Regions from separate parts of the Homo sapiens genome. Here region 2 is linked to region 1. A link is a contact called in ENCODE Hi-C or POLR2A ChIA-PET data. All regions are on one chromosome and are shown on one strand. Each heading gives the region's core, a stretch centred on a gene start or an enhancer-like site at or near the end of the contact. The rest is flanking DNA. Distances are from core to core; before and after follow the strand shown. Region 1 holds the start of LINC00938 (long intergenic non-protein coding RNA 938). Region 2 has its middle 22 kb from the start of LINC02156.

Region 1 (2,643 bases), core at 64-2,563:
GGAAAGCGCGGTGACAGCGTGTATTTCGGCCCCGGCTCCGCGGGGCCCTCGCACACATTCACGCGCGGCCTCGGCCGCTGAGGCCGGGGCGTCCCCGGGCAGAAGCACCGGCGGCAGCTGAGCCGCTGCGCGCCGCCCGCCTGCTTCCCTCCCCGCCAGCCTCCCTCTCTGCCGCCGCCACGGCCTGGCAGCCAGTGCCACACAGCGACCCCCGAGGGCTGGCCGCGGCACTGCGCCTGGCTCCACACCGCCCCGGCAGATCCTCGCGGGGAACAATAGACTCGACTCGCCGGGCTTAGGGTTCGTCTGCAATGTGCCGCACATTTCACACGCACACAAAGCCGGCGGAAAGGGGGGCGGTGCGGGGAAACGGCCACTACCGGTTGTTCCAGGGTTAGGGGTGGAGGCGATGTTCGCGTCCCCGGCCCGGCTGTTGGAAGGGCCGCCTCGGAGTCCCCGCCCGCCCGACAGAACCGGTGTGGCGCTCTGAAGGGAAAGGAAGCTCACCGGGGTAGCCCCTCACGCTACGCAACATTCACAGATCGGAATAAAGTCAATTTGTTACCTTCTGTTTTTGTAAAATCTAAAGGAATCGGCTTTTATGAGCCGTATGCTAGTATTTTGGGGCCTGGTTAGCACATTTTCTATGAATTATCCACACGCTAACTTTAGCAAACTATACGTTAAATACAATGTGAACTGTCTGTCCTAGTTCTGTGGAAATAGAGTAATGCTCTTAATTCATCTTGCCGCTGGTTGGCTTCACATATCAAACTGGAGTATTCTATGAGCAAAGTTATGCAAACTAACTAAACTGGTTGGGAAGCAATCTATCGAACTTCGACAATAATAATTAAGGTTTACATTTTTATAGTAAGGTCTCTTCAAGATTGCTGCGTTTAAAATAAATACCGAATAAAACGTTTTTCCTTGCTTTCAAATGTCTTAAATGTAATCCTCGTTTAAAATATTTTGAAGGTTAAAAAAACCCTTTGCTTAAATGAGTCAAAACATCTCAACAAATACTACCACCTAAATTTGCATTTACGAGGGGTGTTGGAGCCGGCTCTTTGCTACAAATGTTAATTAAGATTACAGTACGTGAAACGTATTATTATTCCCATTTTAGTGACGGCCACCACGGGCAAAGTCACTGCCTAACCCAAGGTCACAGGGTAGTAGGGGTCTGGATGGGTTATTTCAGGTAGTCGTTCCAATGGGAACATTGCTTTGGAGGTGAAAAATTATGTAATATAGTGCAGCTTGCTTCCGGTGCTCACTCTAGGAAACGGACTTATTTCCCAACTAAAGTTTGTCTCTTAAGTGGGGTCGGAATAAGGTTGTGGCTAGGAAGATCCTGACAACCCAGGGCCAGTGAGTGTCTCGGAAGCCTGTGAGGGGCGGAGACCCGGCCCGGGGAGGTGGAGAAGCTCGCCGGCCGCGGAAGACTAGGGGTGAGGCTGCTGCGAGGAAGACCCGGTCAGCTGTCCCTTCCCCCATCGGTCCTCTTAGGGGAAGTGGAGATGTGGGCCTCGGAGCTGCGTGGCCCGGGCTGTGCGGATTCCCTAAACGCCGCACTTGCGCACAGCCCCTTACGTAACCGTCAGTGCCGGGGATTCCCTGGAGGGGGTCATTCTATTCAACCATTATACACACCCCGGGCTCCTGCCGCCGCGCCGCCGCCGCCTCACAAAATGGCGGCGCCCATAGAGGAGACCGCGGCCGCCTCCCCGGCCCCATTTTGTGGGAGGCGAGAGATCTGTCAACATGGAAAACCTCTGCTGAGGATGCATCCGAGTTTGGAAACCCCACTTAAGGGATGGAGCCTGGGGGATCACATTAAACGGAAAATGCCAACGACTTCTACCACCTCTACGCGTTTTTAGTTTTTCATTTTCTCGAAGGAAGCGCCAGAAGCCTGTGGAGTAATTGTAACTAGAGGGAGAACGGAAAGCTGAGGTGACTGCTCCGGGGACTTGGCGCGGCGCCTTGGTGGCTTTGGTTGCTCTTCCACGCTCCCGGCAGCTGACCAGAATCTCTTGGAGGGTCTCCTGGGCCACCTCGGCCGCGCCAGTCGTGCAGTGAGACTTCTGTAGTTTTAAAATGCCACAGTCCACGGCCCGGTCGGCACCGCTCGCCTGAATCGTGGGCTTTGGGAACCTTGGAGGCTGCTGCTCCAGGAACTCGCGGTCGGCCGGGAGCCGGGGAGCTTCGTTGCTGGGAGCGGGCGGTATTCGCGGACTCCGGCGGCCCTGGCGGGTCGCGGCCGGGATCCGAGCCGGGGATGACGATGCTGATGGAGCTGATGGGGCAAGAGTGGGAACGGAGGCACGTACACTGAAATTTAAGTCATCCAAGTTGGGACTTAAGATAGCAGGTTAATATTGTCTCAGGCGAGACTTAGAACGTCTTTTCTGGTATCCCAGTCTGCAGTGGGCAAATCTATTGTCTTTATTTCTCATTTAAGGGCAGAATGGAGGGATGACATATTTTTACTTTTCAAGAGGCGGTTGCCACTTTTAAGTCACTGTTGTGTGTGTGTGTGTACATACACAAACATACGATAGTGTGTTTTCAGAGCAAGTATCAAAGGCTAAAGACTTGGAGTGATACTAGTGTTTAAAAGCCTTTTTAAAAAAATTA
Region 2 (2,643 bases), core at 106-2,605, 1.7 Mb before region 1:
ATGGTCTCGATTTCCTGACCTTGTGATCCACCCGCCTCGGCCTCCCAAGGTGCTGGGATTACAGGCGTGAGCCACTGCGCCCTGCCGAGAAACACGTTTTTAAGGGGTGCTAAACAAATGCTTTGTTTTGGACAAGGTAAATTTGAGATGTTTCTTAAACAAAGTCCAAGTGGATCTGGAGCTCTGGAGTATAGTCAAAGCCTGAGTTAAAAATGCTAGGAATTCCTAGCATGAGGTTGGCTTTTAACTCTATGGAGGGGCACGGTGAGACTACAGGGTGAAATGAACATCATGTGGCATCTCAGAGGAAAATCCCCTCTTTTTCCCCATCTCTTCCTCTACAACCTACACTCACCTCGGGATGTGATTCACTCAGACTCTAGGCCCACGTCCTCCCCTTGGTCCCCTGCCTCTTCAGTCTTTCTCCTCCCCTCACCCTTCCCCTCAGTTGGTGTTACAAAAGTTCAAGTAACCGGGGAAGAGAGAATTTTCCTGAGAAAGGAAAAAGGTGGCAAAGGTAGGTAGGGAGGTGGTGGGGCTGGTTCTTGGAAAATTCTCTTTGACTGTAAAAGGGGAAACAAAAGCAGCACACAATCCAGTTAGTACCAGTGCACATACTAATACTTTTTGACCTGTCACACTTTTATTGTGGTTGTTTCTGATGAGCTGCCCCTGGAATTTTCTTGAAAGCAAGAAAAATTCCTATGTTCCTAGGGAATTCCACCATTACGTTAAACCAGAGAGAGCTTAACAAAATATATTTGTTGGATAAATTGCCTTTTCATCAAAAGTACTAAATTACCTGTGTATTTATTCAATATTTAATAATTCAACAGCAGTGGAGTAAATGTTTACTGAGCCAGTACAGTATATTTGTGGATGTGTGCACATGCGTGTGTGTGTGCGTGACTTGAACACTCATAAGTAGACTCCTACATTGTGGAAGCAATGATATTTGGGAGTAGAAGAAGAATCCTGTCTGATTAAACCATCTCTTCATTGTTTAAGTGTTGGCACCCTTTACTGGTAAGTACTTGTTTTTCAATAACAAGGATGGGATGTTGGAATGAAGCTCTGGCAATCCCTGGTAATGAAACTGAAGAGCAAACGTGGCTTCCCCCTCAGATATTTTTGGCAATTAATTCACTTATATCCAACCTCTAACAGATGTAGCACTTGGGGGGAAAGAATAACTTCCTTCGTGCCTAGATTCCTTATCTTCTCATAATTAAATCATAAACAAAATAAAAGATGAAATGAAATATACATCATTGCCTTAAGAAGAAATAGAAATGCAAATGAAACGGCACAATCTGTGGATTGACAGACTCACCAGGAGTTCGCATCTGGGACTTGGCTGGCTTCCAGAGTATTTGCTTGTTCATTTCCTTACCCTCTCCTCCCTCCTCTTTCAGTCTCATTGCTTTGCCCTGACTTGAGTCCCTCTGCTCTTTCTTATCTTGCCCTGGATGGCTATTTCTCTTTCTTTTGTACGATGAGTATTTTCACATTTCCTTAGGACAGTACTGCAAAATAAGGTCAGGTTATAAAAAGAAATTATATATTCTGCTGGCAAAATAACAAATTGACAAGTCAACGAGGGCCTAGGCAAATTGATTTTTGAAAAAAACGATATGGACAATGTAGTACCTTTCTTTTAGGAAACACTACACTGCATGTTCTTCACTTTGGGGACTATTTAGAGACCCAAAGACATATGATAGTTTGAAATAGGATAGGTTTTACTCACAGCTGGGGACCAAGTGCCACAGGCTCTAAAATAAGTTTTCTACTTCCTCTACCTCAGTGACTAAAATTTCTACTTGAGGACAATATTAGTAATGCTGTATACTTCATTGGTGTTGCTGATTCTATTATTATAAATATAGTTTTAAACTACACATTTGTATGTCTTTGTTCGGCTCACTACTGCTCTTTTTTTTTGAGATGGGGTCTTGCTCTGTTGCCCAGGCTGGAGTGCAGTGGTGTGATCTTGGCTCACTGCAACCTCCGCCTCCTGGTTCAAGCAATTCTCCTGTCTCAGCCTCCCGAGTAACTGGGATTACAGGCACGTGCCACCACACTTGATACATTTTTGTATTTTTAGTAGAGATGGGGTTTTGCCATATTGGCCGGTCTGGTTTCGAACTCCTGACCTCAGGTGATCCGACCACCTCTTCCTCCCAAAGTGCTGGGATTACAGGCTTGAGCCACCGCACCCAGCCTCCACTACTGCTTTGAAGTGCCCTCCTTTTGTGCCACACACTGAACTAAAGCACGATGACACTATCTTTCCTGGTTCTCATAAAACCCTGGGAGGAAGGCATTGCTATGCCTGTTTAACAGATGAGGCGTCTGAGTATTGGAGAAAACTCATCTAACTCTTCTTATGTGTAGCAGAGCTAGGAGTTCTGATTGGACCCTCCTGGCATTCTAGCCCAGTTGAGGTCTGACTATTTTAGTGATTTGTTGGGGGATCCTCCTAAGCATAGGTGTATGCTTGCCAAAATAGCCCTCTGTGAGCCTTGGCTTATTCATCCGACTAGCTTTATTAGAGAACCGGATCTCAAGGAGGTGGGTGGGAGGTAGGTGAGAACTCTGGGAGATGGAAAGGGAGAAGGAACAGAAGCAGGCTCTGCAGGG

What was found. Hi-C counts contacts between places; a loop is a spot of excess contacts on that map. ChIA-PET counts read pairs that join two places held with the same protein, here RNA polymerase II (POLR2A). Pooled maps may share reads with other maps.
Region 2: a pooled map shows a loop between it and region 1 (3-fold over the local background). The contact joins the enhancer-like site here to the promoter of LINC00938 in region 1. A Hi-C loop is called at or near these places in 3 of 50 pooled maps. POLR2A ChIA-PET finds 5 or more read pairs at or near these places in 2 of 52 experiments (OCI-LY7 and activated B cell).

What each region holds. Positions count from the first base shown.
Region 1 is chr12:45,726,591-45,729,233 of GRCh38, reverse strand. It overlaps LINC00938 (long intergenic non-protein coding RNA 938), which reads left to right and starts at 1,313. Exons shown (of 1, transcript NR_028408.1): 1 at 1,313-2,643. RefSeq lists a silencer at 1-247 and enhancers at 760-1,722, 1,298-2,017, 1,723-2,643.
Region 2 is chr12:47,391,984-47,394,626 of GRCh38, reverse strand. No RefSeq gene overlaps it. Among named protein-coding and RNA genes, the nearest start is that of LINC02156, 22 kb to the left of the region's middle. Within about 2 kb of position 1,355, at least 14 of the 41 ENCODE cell types and tissues checked have a DNase peak (open chromatin) inside an H3K27ac peak, as active enhancers do.